2 separate regions of the Homo sapiens genome follow, and region 1 is linked to region 2. A link is a loop called in an ENCODE intact Hi-C map of the cell type or tissue named here. Cell type or tissue: heart left ventricle. All regions are shown on one strand.

The links. Peaks named below come from ENCODE experiments on the same cell type or tissue, not always from the same donor. Only the 100,000 strongest peaks of a DNase experiment are listed, where the experiment ranks them.
Region 1: a loop joins it to region 2, with 4 times the contacts of the local background. A loop is called at or near these places in 16 of 110 quality-filtered maps.

What each region holds. Positions count from the first base shown.
Region 1 is chr1:11,703,002-11,711,001 of GRCh38, forward strand. It overlaps DRAXIN (dorsal inhibitory axon guidance protein), which reads left to right. Exons shown (of 7, transcript NM_198545.4): 2 at 3,248-3,708; 3 at 6,274-6,464. The coding sequence starts at 3,258. Among named protein-coding and RNA genes, the nearest start is that of DRAXIN, 15 kb to the left of the region's middle. RefSeq lists an enhancer at 1,279-1,906. In heart left ventricle, no CTCF peak of the experiment used is centred here; a DNase peak (open chromatin) is centred at 4,900; H3K27ac peaks cover 514 bases; H3K27me3 peaks cover 317 bases.
Region 2 is chr1:11,034,641-11,042,640 of GRCh38, forward strand. MASP2 (MBL associated serine protease 2) reads right to left here. Exons shown (of 11, transcript NM_006610.4): 7 at 3,053-3,171; 8 at 188-266. Among named protein-coding and RNA genes, the nearest start is that of MASP2, 8.6 kb to the right of the region's middle. In heart left ventricle, a CTCF peak has its summit at 3,141 (motif pointing right); a DNase peak (open chromatin) is centred at 3,161; H3K4me3 peaks cover 256 bases.

The sequences.
Region 1 (8,000 bases), 670 kb after region 2:
CAAAGTGCTGGGATTACAGGCATGAGCAACTGTGCCCGGCCTGATACATAAATTGGATTGTGCTCAATCCACTTCTGTTCTGATCCATGGCTACCAGCGCCTATTATGTGCAGGGCCCTGGAGGGGCCGCAGAGCAGAAGGGAATGTGCAGAGTCCTTTATGAGCTTCCAGTCTAGCCAGGGGCTCTAAAAAACCTGACGGTCCCAGCACAAAATGACACACGAGGTCTTCAAGAGCAGGACAAAGGCATGTGGGAGCACCAAGCGGAGAGCACATGGAGTCAGGGGACTGAACAAGGCTTCCTGGAGGAAGGGACATTTGGGTTGAGTCCCAAAGGATGGGCAGGACGTGGACGGAGAGAGATGAGGGAGAGGGGGAGAGGTTCCATGCAGAGGGGACAGGCAAAGTGAGAACAGAGAGCCAGAAAGCAGGGGTGTGTTTGGGGCCCAGGGAGCAGTCTCTGTTGCCTGTGAAGGGGAGAAAGTAGAAGTTGGAGCTGCAAAGCTTGGTTGGGGCCACATTACACAAGGTCTTCAGTGCCAAAGTAAGGAGTCTGTGGTTGCATGGGAAGGCAATAGGGAGCCATAGACAGTTTTGAGCAGATAAGGGTCACAACCCGAGTAGCCATACCACCAGTATATGCTGGGTCTGGGGACAGGATGGAGCCCCCTTGGATGCACCCCCATGGGTGCTCTGGCACTGTGCACTGAAATCCCACTTCCTCTGTCCCAGGCTGGCTGCGTGGGTGATATGTGGTTCTTGAAGGGTGGGAGGGAACAAAGATGGCATTCAGACTGGGGTTCCACTGGCCCTGAAGCAGGATGGGTACTGTGAATGGACCCACAGCCAAGTAGGGTCGTGGCAACGGAGCTTGGGAAGGTGGCAGTCTGGGTGGGATCATGCTGCTTCGGGGTGTTGGAGTGGGGCAGGAGTGGGAGTTCATCTCCTGGCTCTGCAGGGAAGGAGCTGTCCTCCAAGACCAGCACCTAGGCTGCTCACCAGGCTCAGAGGCGGCTCTGAGGTTTACTGACAGCCTTGTGTGTCCCCAGGGACAGCAGACTAGCTGAGAAGCTGCCCACCTCTCTACTGAGCCTCCTCTGCTCTCTTGCCCGCACTGTCTGGGTTTTCTTCCTCATTCCCCTCAACCCCCAGGACAAGGAGGAGGTGGTGATTCCTTTCATTGGCCAACGTCCCGAGGTTTCCCTGTCCCTAGGACGCTCTTCGGGCTTCTCCCAGGCTGTCATGTCCCTGCAGGACAGAAAGGCAGGGCTGGGTCTCGGACATGGACGGGATCCCATATGCGCTTGGCCTTTCCAGTCACAAGGAGAGCAGGGGGTGAAGTCTGGCAGTGGTCAGGCTAAATGCCAGCCCAGAGAGCAGCCCCGCTCCACTGGCCCCGAAGCAGGATTGAGGTTCCCTCTGCGCCGAACAATGCTTGAGTGACAGGCCTTTAAAATGGGCCCCTCCTCCCCCTGGGCTGCCTCAGGAACCAGGGACACAGGTCCCGCTTGCTGAGCTCTGGCCTCAAGAGCACTTGTTAGGGAAGGGCTGGAGGCAAGGCCAGTGGGACAGAGCCTTCCGTTGCTGGTGACGTGACCAGGACAGTAGCAGGGACTGTGGTGCAGGGTCTGTGGCCTTAGGAATGGATGCAGGTGTGATGGGAGACAGGGTTGTCACAACAAGCCTGTCCCAGGGTCCCACGCACGTCACCAAGGCTCACCTAGTATCTTCAGCCAGATCCCCGGGATAGGGGACAAGATGGAAAGTGACGGCCACCTCCTTGTCTCCATCCACAGTTCTAGGAAGAGCTGAGCTGTGGACAGTGGAGGCCAGGGCCCAGGATCCCAGGGGACCAGGACATGCCAGGCTGGGATGGAGGCAGAACTGGGTGAAGCCACCACAGACCCTGCGAGGCTGGAGAAGGTGTTTCCCCCCTCCCCTCCACGAGTGCGTGGTCAGAGCTTCGAGGGCACAGCAGTTTCCCTGCCCTACCACCCTCCCTCGGGGTCGGGGCTAAGGTGACACTGGGGTGGGCCAGCCAGCATGGGGGCCGCAGGGAGAGGCGCCGGGAAGCAGGGAAACATCACAGGCCCACCAACCTTTTCTCAGCCCGGGACAATTATATGGCCACAAATCACAAAGAAACGGTGGCGTAAGCACCCTTGCCAGCCTAGTGGAATACTCGGGAGGCCATAAAAATTCAATTAGCCTGGCTAACCTAGTGCCTAGCTCCAGGATACAGTGAGGTTGGTGCAATGGAGAGGGGTGCGTGGGGGAGCAGCTGCGGGTGGTGCACGGGGGCAGGAGGTCTCCAGAGTCTGACAGACGCCCCCACCATCCCCTGAGCTGCAGCTTCTCCCTCCAGTGTGGAGGGAGGGCACTGGGTCCCCTGAGGGGGATATCCTGAGGCTAGGTCGGGTTGGCTCAGTCTACCCTGCAGGGGTCAGAGCCAAGTCTGCAAAGCTGTTCCCAAAGCCCCTCCCCCAGGGGAAGGGACAGTGTCAGAACATTCTGGGGCCTCAGAGCTCATCATGAGAGGAGAAGAGAAAGGCAGAGCTGGGCCATCCTGGGACAGCCACACGGGGTTCAGGGCTCAGGGACAGGAATGACACAGTGCCACTTACTAGGTGTGACTTAACCTCTCTGAGCCTTCATTGCCACTTCAGAAAAATGGGGAAAATAACAGGAGCCATTTCAGAGAGCTCTTGAAAGGGCGAAGTGACATGAATTCACACAAAGCACTTAACGTGGGTCCTGCCTACAGCGTGCGCTCAAACGCTATTATTCCATTTGTATGGAATTAGGCTCCGAGTCAAGTCTCAGGGGCCAGAGGCATATTTCTGAGCTCTGAGGGACTCGGTTCCCTCTAGGGGACTTGGTAAGGGGCAGAGGTTTGTGCAGAGAAAGGAATTCTGGACTAATCTGGAACTTGAATGCTGCTGAAATGATTTAAGCCGGGGGTTCTCAGCCTCGGTACTGTTGTTTTTCTGGGCCGGATGATTCTTGGTTTCGGGGGCTGTCCTGTGCATTGTCGGGCGTTTAGCAGCATCCACGGGCTCCAACCTCTACCTGCCAGTAGCACTCCCCAGTTTTGACAACTAAAATATGTCTTCGGGCATTGCCAAATGTCACTGGGAGCAAAATGTCCCTCTATGGCTGTTGAGAAAAACTGGGCTTTAATCATTTGAGTGAGGGGCAGCAGAGAGAGGCCTGGGGCTGCGCATTCATGGTGTTGCTCTTCTTGCAGGGAGGAGCCAATGGCTGGGCCTGCCATCCACACCGCTCCCATGCTGTTCCTCGTCCTCCTGCTGCCCCTGGAGCTGAGCCTGGCAGGCGCCCTTGCACCTGGGACCCCTGCCCGGAACCTCCCTGAGAATCACATTGACCTCCCAGGCCCAGCGCTGTGGACGCCTCAGGCCAGCCACCACCGCCGGCGGGGCCCGGGCAAGAAGGAGTGGGGCCCAGGCCTGCCCAGCCAGGCCCAGGATGGGGCTGTGGTCACCGCCACCAGGCAGGCCTCCAGGCTGCCAGAGGCTGAGGGGCTGCTGCCTGAGCAGAGTCCTGCAGGCCTGCTGCAGGACAAGGACCTGCTCCTGGGACTGGCATTGCCCTACCCCGAGAAGGAGAACCGACCTCCAGGTTGGGAGAGGACCAGGAAACGCAGCAGGGAGCACAAGAGACGCAGGGACAGGTTGAGGCTGCACCAAGGTAGCTGGAGGGCTGCGAGGGGTGGGGATGGGGGTGATTCCTGCCATGGACTGAGGGGAGCAGGAGAGGATGCAGGCAAGGGTCAGGGGCATGAGGTCCAGAGGAGAGGAGGGGTCTCACTGAAGCCAGAGGGACCTGGTAAGGGGAGGAGGCTGGGAGAGGCCTGGGGTTGGGGCATGGGAAGAGGAGAGGGATGTGTTGCAATACAATCTGTCTTATCGCGGCCCGGTGCCGTGGCTCACGCTTGTAATCCCAGCACTTTGGGAGGCCGAGGCGGGCGGATCATGAGATCAGGAGATCGAGACCACGGTGAAACCCCGTCTCTACTAAAAATACAAAAAATTAGCCGGGCGCGATGGTGGGCGCCTGTAGTCCCAGCTACTTGGAAGGCTGAGGCAGGAGAATGGTGTGAACCCAGGAGGCGGAGCTTGCAGTGAGCTGAGATGGCGCCACTGCACTCCAGCCTGGGTGACAGAGCGAGACTCCGTCTCAAAAAATAATAATAATAATCTGTCTTATCAACAGATCATCCTCCTGAATCAGGAAGTTCTACCTTGTATCTGACCTAAATTTCTCCTACTTTAAGTTCTGAGTAGAAATGGAACAGTTCAGCGCCCTCCAAGCACATTTCTTACTCGACTCTGACGCATCCGGTAGGAGCTAAGAGCCTAGACTCTGAAGCCAGGTCTGCCTGAGATCAGGTCCTGCCTCCACCACTAGGGTGTGGCCCTGGGCAAGTTCTCTTTCTGTGCCTCGGTTTTCCCCTCTGTAAAGCAAGGAGACTGGTCCCATCCCATCTACCCTCAGTGTCGTTGCAGAGACTTGGTTAGTGGGGCGCTTGGAGCTCAGCTGGCAGGGCCATGAGCAGTCATTGTTCTGGTTAATCTCAGCCACCTGCTGAGGCCAACTCAGTGTCCTCCAGCCTGGACACAGGTGACTCCAGGAGAGGCATCGCTTGCCTACCGCTCCTGCCTCTGCCCTGTTTGTCTCAGTGCTCCCCTAGCCCTTCCCACCTTCCTTAACGTTTCCCCCACATCCGCTGGGAGCTAGCTAGCCCCCTGCTGGCCCAGGCTTCCCCCTCCCCGTGCCCATTCAGTCTCGGAGTAGACATGTCCCCTCAGCTCCAGTCAGGTGGCTCCTCCCAGCCTTGCCTGGCCCTAAGCCAGGGAACTTGGCTTCTAAGCTCTCCATGTGACCCGACTGCCTCTAGGGACATGCCGAGTGCCACAAATGCAGTGGTGACAGCAGGGTTCTTTGGCAGGAAGGCAATGGAGCTTCAACACCCCTTCTCGTGCAAACAGCTGAGGCTGGCTTCCCTGTGAGGCCTGAGAACCCCCCAAGAGGGCAGAGGTCAGTCAGGGTCCCCCGGCTTCGACTTTCAGCCTCCCACTCCTGGAGTTACCTGTGTCAGCTTTCAGGGGAGGATGCTGGGACCTTTGAGGACAGCTAGAGGGCACGCGTGGGGTGTGGACCCGTCCTGCTGGGCTCCGGCTCCGCCAGCTCCAGGGCTGCAGCCAGGCCTCCTGGGAGAGTTGATATGGTGAGGAGGAGGTGGGGAACGGAGAAGGTTTGCGGGCTAGGCCCTGCTCTGCTAATGACTGGCTGTGAAACCTCAGGCCAGGCTGGGCGTGGTGGCTCACACCTGTAATCCCAGCACTTTGGGAGGCTGGGCAGGCAGATCACTTGAGATCAGGAGTTGGAGACCAACCTGGGCAATATGGAGAAACCCCATCTCTATCAAAAATACAAAAATTAGCCAGGTGTGGTGGCGCATGCCTGTAATCCCAGTTACTCAGGAGGCTGAGGTGGGAGAATCACTTGAACCCTGGAGGCAGAGGTTGCAGTGAGCCAAGATTGAGCCCCTGCACTCCAGCCCTGCTGGAGCTGAATCCAGACCCTGCTACTCATGAGCTGTGCATCCTTGCGTGAGTCACCTAACCTCTCTGTGCTTCAGTTTCCTTCCCTGTAGATGAGACTGAAGGAGCACCCACTTCCCAGAGCTCTTGCAGTAGTTAGACGAAATAACACTTGTGACACAGCTCCTCTGGGACCCAGCACACAGCAGGTGCTCCATTAATGGGGTGATGACTAATTGTCACCACACAGGATGCACTCACTTGTGTGTGATAAGCAGTGATTCCCACCTCCCAGCTTCCTCAAAGGCCACTGCAATGATTCTCAGCCTCATGACATTTCTCCCTACTCAAACTTCACCTCCTCCAGGAAGCCTTCCATGGTTAATCCTACTAGTTCCTATTTGTTATACTTACATATCTGGCTGCGCCCAGCCAATCTGGACTTGGACTTGCTGGAATGTTGCTTTACAGGGAGAATCCTTGGACTGTCTCCCCAGCGACACTGCAAGTTCTTCCAAGACATTTTCCTCCGAGTTCCCATCCCCCAACCTCCCAAGAAGGGTAGGAAGCAGGAATGGGGGCTGAACCAAGGGCTTGTCACACAGTGCCTGCTGCCTCCTAGTTTGCAGCATAAAACGTGGGTTCTACTGTAGACTGCCACGAGGTGGCAAGCAGATATAGCCCCCGTGCTCCCCACCCTGTGTCTCAGGCCGAGCCTTGGTCCGAGGTCCCAGCTCCCTGATGAAGAAGGCAGAGCTCTCCGAAGCCCAGGTGCTGGATGCAGCCATGGAGGAATCCTCCACCAGCCTGGCGCCCACCATGTTCTTTCTCACCACCTTTGAGGCAGCACCTGCCACAGAAGAGTCCCTGATCCTGCCCGTCACCTCCCTGCGGCCCCAGGTAAGGGGTCCCCAAACAGCCTCGGATCTGGAAGGGTCCTTGAGCCCATGTCATGGAAAGCCCTCTTAATACATGTAGGGAGACTGAGGCACGGGGGCAGGAGGCCACAGAGCTTACTTAGATTGAAACCAGATCTCCTGCTGCCCATCCAGTCTAGCTCCAGCCCTGGTGGGTGCCCCATCCTGACAAGGGTCTGCCACTGTCCAGGGCAAAGTGCTCCTGGGGGCCCACTCTGGGGACAGCCAAGGAGGCAAGCGGTAGCTCAGCATGCTGGTGTCTGCATGGAGAGCAGCAAGGCCTGGGGAGGAGCTTTCTGTGTACAGAGGAGCATGAAGCATAATAATGGTGATTTTTAAAACTGTGTCGTCAAGACCCAGAATTAATAAGCATTAGCTAACACTTGGACCCATCTGCATCAGATCTTTAAAAAAGATATGTGGGCTGGGCGCGGTGGCTCATGCCTGTAATCCCAGCACTTAGGGAGGCCAAGGTGGGCAGATCACGAGGTCAGGAGTTCGAGACCAGCCTGGCCAACATAGTGAAACCCCATCTCTACTAAAAATACAAAAATTAGCTGAGTGTGGTGGCGCACGCCTGTAGTCCCAGCTACTCGGGAGGCTGAGGCAGGAGAATCGCTTGAACTTGGGAGGCGGAGGCTGTAGCGTGTCAAGATCGCCCCACTGCACACCAGCCCGGGTGACAGTGTGAGACTTTGTCTCAAAAAAAAAAAAAAAAAGAAATGTGGGGCGGGCACGTTGGCTCAAGCCTGTAATTCTAACACCTTAGAAGGCCAAGGCACGAGGGTCACTTGAGCCCAGGAGTTTGAGATTATCCTGGGCAACATAGTGAGACCCTGTGTCTACAAAACTTTTTTAAAAAATTAGACAGGCATGAGGGCATGTGCCTGTAGTACCAGCTACTTGGGAGGCTGAGGCAGGAGGATCGCTTGAACCCAGGAGGTCAGGGCTGCAGTGAGCCATGATTGCACCACTGCACTCCAGCCTGGGCGACAGAGTGAGACCCTGTCTCAAGGGAAAAAAAAAATGTGGAGAGAAAGTAAGCGGCAAATGTGGCAAAAACACTACCCACTGGTGATTCTGGAAGAGGGGTATATAGGAGCTGACCGCATCGTTCTTGCACCTCTTCTGTGGCTTTTAAAGGTTTTCAGGCCGGGCGCGGTGGCTCATGCCTGTAATCCCAGCACTTTGGGAGGCCAAGGCGGGCAGATCACAAGGTCAGGAAATCGAGACCATCCTGGCTAACATGGTGAAACCCCATCTCTACTAAAAATACAAAAAAAAAAAAAAAATAGCCGGGCATAGTGGCAGGCACATGTAGTTCCAGCTACTTGGGCGGCTGAAGCAGAGAATTGCTTGAACCCGGGAGGCAGAGCTTGCAGTGAGCCAAGATCACGCCACTGCACTCCAGCCTGGGCGACAGAGTGAGACTCCATCTCAAAAAAAAAAAAAAGGTTTTCAAACTAAAATTATTTAAAAGGATCAATAATATATATGTATAAAAAATACATAAAAAAGA
Region 2 (8,000 bases):
GTGAGCCGAGATCACACCGCTGCACTCCAGTCTGGGCAACAGAGCAAGACCCTGTCTCAGAAAAAAAAAAAAAAGGGAAAGAAAAAAGAAAGTAAACAGAAAACCAGAGAAGCAATAGAAGCAGCAACAGTAGCAGCAGAGGGAGTTCCGGGCGGTTATGGGGCCTGTAGTCACCACACGACCGTACTGCTGCACGCGGGCATTGGCCGGTCCCAAGATCCATCTTTCTGACAAACTGCAGTAAAGGATTTCAGGGGCAAGTGACCCTAAAGAAGAATTCAGAATATATTAATTTCCTTGTTTATATCATAAAATCACTCCCCAAAGCTGTGCTCTCACAGCAGTTCCTATTCTAGTGTTTTACGAGGTGCTCCTGAAGGGGGTGGCAGCACACATGACTAGTATCTGCGTGTGCTGGGGTTGGGGGGATGCCTGGCACATGGACGCACTGCCCCACCGCCTCGGTGCACGTCTATGCCACCTAGGTTACGTATTTCATCACTCAACAGGTATTGGCATTTTATGAATCAGATGGAACCTTTGCAGCAATTTATAATTTTTTTTTTGCTTTTCACCCTAATACAAAAACATATCAGATCTCAGCCAGGTGCGGTGGCTCATGCCTGTAATCCCGACACTCCTGGAGACCAAGGCGGGTGGATCACTTGAGGTGAGGAGTTCAAGACCAGCCTGGCCAGCATGGTGAAACCCTGTCTCTACTAAAAAAATACAAAAAATTAGCCTGGCATGGTGGCGTGCACCTGTAATCCCAGCTCCTCAGGAGGTTGAGGCAGGAGAATTGCTTGAACCTGTGAGGCGGGGGTTGCAGTGAGCCGATATTGCAACACTGCACTCCAGCCTAGGTGATAGAGTGAGACCCTGTCTCAAATCATCATCATCATCATCATCATCATCATATCTCAACATTTCTGCATCTGATGTTCCACCATTTCTTTATATAAAGTGACAGAGGACCAGGCGCAGTGGTTCACACCTGTAATCCCAGCACATTGGGAGGCCGAGGTGGGAGGATTGCTTGAGCTCAGAAGTTCAAGACCAGCCTGGGCAACATAGTGAGACCCCCACCTCTACAAAAAAGACAAAAGTTAGCCGGGCGTGTTGGCGCTTGCCTGTAGTCCCAGCTACTTGGGAGGCTGGGGTGAGAGGATTGCTTGAGCCTGAGAGGTCAAGGCTGTGGTGAGCTGTGATCGTGCCACTGCACTCCAGCCTGGGTGACAAAGTGAGACCCTGTCCAAAAAAAAAAAAAAAAAAAAAAGCCAGAGGACTGTGGTGACAAGTTTGAGAAAGCAGGTGTGATCAGACTTGCAAGTGTGTCTGTGTATCTGTCTAGCTGGTGGCCATTAGCTGGAGGAGGGCTACTAAGAGTTCTTTTGTGAGCTTCGTCTGTGTGCTGTCCATCAGCTTTCACCGCCAGCGTCATTCACAGGGAAACATTTTTCGACTTGCTAAGATAATGTTTTTCTAAAATCAAACATTAAAATAAAAGAAGATGGCTTTGGCAGAAACCCTGTGCCGCAAAGGATTTCAGGTCTTCTTGTGTTAAGTCAGAAACTAAAGAAGTCGCCGGGCGCGGTGGCTCACGCCTGTAATCCCAGCACTTTGGGAGGCCGAGGCGGGTGGATCATGAGGTCAGGAGATCGAGACCATCCTGGCTAACAAGGTGAAACCCCGTCTCTACTAAAAATACAAAAAATTAGCCGGGCGCGGTGGCGGGCGCCTGTAGTCCCAGCTACTCGGGAGGCTGAGGCAGGAGAATGGCGTGAACCCGGGAAGCGGAGCTTGCAGTGAGCCGAGATTGCGCCACTGCAGTCCGCAGTCCGGCCTGGGCGACAGAGCGAGACTCCGTCTCAAAAAAAAAAAAAAAAAAAAAAAAAAACAAAAAAAAAAGAAACTAAAGAAGTCTGTGGTCCGAGGAGCTGTGGAAAAGAGCCTGCACAAGAAGTTTGCAAGGTGGGAAAAGTGTCTCTCTTTTTTTTTTTTTTTTTTTGACCCGCCACAGGACTGTGGATTGCATACCTAGCTATCGTTCCAATGTTATTACTTTTTACCACTGGGATTCCATGACAATTTTGAAGAACATAAAGAGGACGTGTTAATTTCTTACCTGTGCCCCTAAAGCAACACGCTAAGCATTTTTTAAAATTATACTCCTCCCTTAACAGTGACCACTATTTATAACTTTGCAGAATATACTCTTTCCCGGGGCTGTCTACTTTTTTGTGGGCCCAGGAGTTGTTTCATGGAAAGGTCATTTGACCAGGGGGAGAACTTTAATTTGATGCAAGACTGGGCACATGGAACAGGATAGCAAACTCATCTTTCTGTCATTCCAGCCACTTCACAAAGAGCTGCTGTCGTGTGTGACCAACAGAAAAGTTGCCCGTTTTATTTTATTTTATATATTTTTTTGAGACAGAGTCTTGCTCTGTCACCCAGGCTGGAGTGCAGTGGTGTGATTTCGGCTCACCGCAACCTGCGCCTCCCAGGCTCAAGTGATTCTCCTGCCTCAGCCACCCGAGTAGCTGGGATTACAGGCGCCCGCCACCTAATAATTTTTGTATTTTTAGTGGAGACGGGGCTACTACCTCATCTAATTTTTGTATTTTTAGTGGAGACGGGGTTTCACCACGTTGGCCAGGCTGGTCTTGAACTCCTGGCCTCAAGTGATCTGCCTGCCTCTGCCTCCCAAAGTGCTGGGAATACAGGTGTGAGCCACCGCGCCTGGCCAAGTTGCCCATTTTAATCACCAGCTTTCCAAACTAGCTTTAAAACAAAGGGCTCGCTTATGTAAATTTAAAGTTAAGTATAAAGAAAGAAAGAAAAAAGGGCGGGATTCAGAATCACATTTTCCATAGCCATCCTTTTTGTCCTCTGAAAACTTATTTCTTGGCTTTTTATCATTTAAAGATAGACAAAAGAAATCATGCTGACACACGATTTTCTCACTTTCCTTTCACATATCTGCAGATAGAAATATGTTTACATTTCAAAGCAATCGTCATTGATCGTGGTGTACTTTGTTTTAACTCACTTGCAGAAGCTCATAGCCAGTCTCGCAAAAGATGGAGAAGCTGTCTTTCAGGATGTATTTGGCTTGCACAGGTGAAACGTGGCCATTAGGTGGCGCCATCGGATAAGGGCAAGGCTGCGCTGCGCAGAGGAAACCAGGCTTGTTGGTTTTCATGTGGTCTACAGCAGCCAAGACTGAATCGAGCCATCTGAAGTTCTTAGTTTATAAAGAATACTTAACATGTAAAGAGAGCTCACCATACGTGGGGTAGGGTTCTTTAAAACCAAAGGCAAGATTAAACTCTCAGGTGCTTTTGCAAATTAAGGTTTCTTGTTTTCCCTGGGACTGAGCAAAAGGTATGTGAGAAAGCTGGGTTATGTGGGAAGATGGTGCAGTCCCCACAAATAGAACATCTGCTCCATGCCAGGAACTTCAGAGCCATGGCTCAAAACCAAGAGAGAGTGTAACTCCGAGGAAAAGAGCTCAGGGGAGGCTTTGGGACTTGCATGGGACTGGAGCTGTGTTTAAATCCTAGCTCTCCATTTCCCCATGGTTATGTGTAACCTCTCTGAGTCTCAGTTTCTTCATCTGCAAGATGGGGGGCGGTTGACGATAATAGTTGCCCCAGGGCTGTTGTGAAGATCAAATACAAAGCACCTAGGCTAGTTCTTGGCGGAGCTGTAATCAACCCTCACAGCAGCCCCATAGGACAGCTGTTATGGCATGGGGAGAAAAACCGGCTGACAGACTTGAAACTAAAGATCCAGGCTGATTTGGGGAGCCTCAGGCTTCCCCTCATGAGCTGCATTCCACTCTGGCCCCCAAACCCTGGCCTCCACTCACCCCAAGGCTTCAGTGCTCCCCAGCTGCCCCTAAAAACCCACTGGTCAGTTTCGGAGTCCTCTCCTCCCTCCAGCACCTGCTAGCATCCAGTGATCCCTGCCAAGCTGCTGGGGCAGCTGGGTGCACCTGGGTGCCCCTGACCCAGCCTGTGGCCTGGGGAAGCTCTCAGTCCCATGCAGGTCCCAAAGTCTCCCCTTGAGGAATCAATCTCCAGGGACAGCCTTGGTGGACCTGTGGAGGCCCAGGGCTTCTAGCACTTGAGTGTCTGTCACGACGAAGAGGTGGTGGAAGTTCTGGCAGGGCCTCAGAGGGCAGAGCCAGGGCCAGTGGGGGTGGTCCTGAGAGGCAGAGTGTGTAGATCCTGGCTGCAAACTGCTGAAGCTGTGGCTCTGGTGCAACACTCCATGGTCAGAACTCCTTTTTCCCCTGCCCCAACTCATACCCACACTTCAACTTCCACAGCTCCACACCCTGAAGAGTGAAGCCTCTGGGCTTTTGCACATACTCTTCTGCCACCTAGAACTCTTCTGCCACCTAGAACTCTGTCCAACACCCACTTATCCTTTAAATTCAATCTCAGCATTTCCTATTCAAGGATAGCTTCCTAGCTCCTAGCCCCTGTCTGGTGAGGTCCTCCTTTGGACTCTCACATTGCCCAGTGCTTGGCTCTAGGCTGTGCTTGCCACAGGGCTCTGGTTATGTTTCTGTGACTGTTCCCTTACTGGACTGAGCAGAGGCTGTGAGAACTGTGGCTTCCACGTTACATATCCCTAGTAGACATCCATAGGATGGAATGATGGGTGGATGGAAGGATGGTGGATGGATGGATGGATGGATGGATGGATGGATGGATGGATGGATGGATAGATTGGTGGATAGAAGGACTGGTAGGCAGAAGGATGGGTGTATGGATAGATGGCTGGCTGGATAGAAAGATAAGTAAGGTAGAAGAATGGGTGGATGGACAGATGAATGGCTGGAAGGATGGATGAAAGAATGAATGGATGAATGGATGGATGGGTGGGATCTGTAGGTAGAAGGATGGGTGGATGGATAGATGGATGGCTGGAAGGATGGATGGATGATGGATGGATGGATGGATGGATATATGGGTGGATATATAGGTGGATGGGTGGATGGATGAATGGATGCATGGATGGATGGAAGAATAGGATTGGTAGGTAGAAGGATGGGTGGGTGGATAGATGGATAGCTGGAAGGATGGATGGATGGATAGATAGAAGGATGTGTGGGTAGAAGGTCGGGTGGATGGTTGGATGAATAGAAGAATGGATAGATAGAAGGATGGGTGGATGCAAGGATGGGTGGGTGGGTAGGTAGGTGGATAGAAGGATGGATGGATGGATGGATGGATGGATGGATGGATAGATGGATGGATAGATGGATAGGATGGGTGGGTGGGTGAATGGCTGTAAGAATGGGCGGATGGGTAAATGGATGGGTGGGTGGATGAATGAGGGATAGGATTGGTAGGCAGAAGAATGGGTGGGTGGGTAGATGGACAGTTGGAAGGATGGATGGATACATAGAAGGATGTGTAGGTAGAAGGATGGGTGGATGGTTGGATGAATAGAGGAATGGATGGCTAGAAGGATGGGTGGATGGAAGGATGGGTAGGTGGGTGGGTAGATGTACAGAAGGATGGATGGATGGGGCTGGGCGCGGTGGCTCACGCCTGTAATCCCAGCACTTCGGGAGGCCAAGGCGGATGGATCACGAGGTCAAGAGATCAAGACCATTCTGTCCAACATGGTGAAACTCTGCCTCTACTAAAAATATAAAAATTAGCTGGGCATGGTGGCGCATGCCTGTAATCTCAGCTATTCTAGAGGCTGAGGCAGGAGACTTGCTTGTTCCAGGAGGCAGAGGTTGCAGTGAGCTGAGATTGTGCCACTGCACTCCAGCCTGGCAACAGAGCAAGTCTTTGTCTAAAAAAAAAAAAAAAAAAACGGATGGATGGATAGGGTGGGTGGGTGAATGGCTGAAAGAATGGGTAGATGGATGAATGGATGGGTGGGTGGATGGATGGATAGGATTGGTAGGTAGAATAATGGGTGAATGGAAAGAGGGATGGCTGAAAGGATGGATGGATGGGTATATGGATGGATGGATAGGATTGGTAGGTAAAATAATGGGTGGGTGGATAGATGGACAGCTGGAAAGATGGATGGATGGATGGATGGATGTGTAGGTAGAAGACTGGGTGGATGGGTAGATTAATAGAAGAATGGGTGGGTGGGTGGATAAAGGATGGATGGATGGATAGAAAGATGGGTAGGTAGAAGAATGAGTGGACAGATGGATGACTGGGAGAATGGGTGGGTGGATGGATGGATGGATGGATGGGTAGGTAGGTAGAAGAATGGGTGCATGGATAGGATTGGTAAGTAGAAGGATGGGTGGGTAGATAGATAGCTGGAAAGATGGATGGATGGATGGATGGATAGATAGAAGAATGTGTAGGCAGAAGGATGGGTGGATGGGTAGATGAATATGTGGATGGGTAGATGAATATAAGGATGGGTGGGTGGAAGGATGGGTGGGTAGGTGGATGGATAGAAGGATGGATAGATGGATGGATGGATGGATGGATGGATGGAAGGATGTGTTGGTAGAAGGAAGGGTAGATGGGTAGATGAATTGGATGGATGGATGGAAGGATGTGTTGGTAGAAGGAAGGGTAGATGGGTAGATGAATAGGATGGGTGGATAGAAGGATGAGTGGATGGAAGGATGGATGGGTGAGTAGATGGATAGAAGGATGGATGGATGGATAAATGGAAGGATGGGTAGGTAGAAGGATGATGGATGGATAGATAGGTGTCTGGAAGAATTGGCAGATGGATGGATGGATGGATGGATGGATGAGTGGATGGATGGATGGATGGATGGATGGATGGATTGGTAGGTAGAAGGATGGGTGGGTGCATAGATGGACAGCTGGAAGGATGGGTGGATGGGTGGATAGATAGAAGGATGTGTAGATAGACAAATGGGTGGATGGACAGATGAATAGAAGGATGAGTAGACAGAAGAATAAGTGGGTGGGTGGGTGGATGGATGGTGGATGGATGGATGGATGGATGGATGGATGGATGGATGGAATGATGGGTAGGTAGAAGGATGAGTGAATGGATAGATGGATGGCTGGAAGTATGGGTGAGTGGATGGATGGGTGAATGGATGGATGGATGGATGGGTGAAGAATGGGTGGGTGGGTGGATGGATGGAAGAATGGGTGGATGGATGGATGGATGGATAGAAGTATGTGTAGGTAGAAGGATGGGTGGATGGGTAGATGAGTAGAAGGATGGGTTGATAGAAGGATGGGTGGGTGGAAGGATGGGTGGATGGGTGGTTGGATAGAAGGATGGATGGATGGATGGAAGGATGGGTAGGTAGAAGTATAAGTGGATGGATAGGTGGAAGAATGGGTGGATGGATGAATGGATGGATGGGTGCATGGATGGATAAGTAGGTAGAACAATGGGTGGTTGGATAGATGGATGGCTGGCAGGATGAGTGGATGGGTGGATGGATAAGATTGGTAGGTAGAAGGATGGGTGGGTGGCTATATGGATAGCTGGAAGGAATGGATGGATGCATGGATACATGGATGGAAGGATGGATGGATGGATGGACAGACAGGACGATGGGTGTATGGATGGATGGATAGAAGGATATGTAGAAGGATGGGTGGATAGAAGGATGAGTGGGTAGAAGGATGGGTGGATGGGTGGATGAATAGAAGAATGGGTGGGTAGAAGGATAGGTGAATGAATAGATGGATAGCTGGAAGGATGAATGGACTGATGATAGAAGAATGGATAGTTAGAAGGATGAGTGAATGGATAGATGGATTGGATGGATGGATGGATGGATGGATGGATGGATGGATGGATGGATGAACGGACGAAGGATGGGTGGTAGAAGGATGGCTGAATAGAAGGATGGATGGATAGGATGGGTAGGTAGAAGAATGGGTGGATGGTTGTGTGGACAAAAGGATGGATGGGTGGGTGGATTGATGAATGGTTGGAAGGATGAGGGGACAGAAGGATGAGTGGACAGAAGGATGGGTGGGTAAAAGGATGAGTGGATGGGT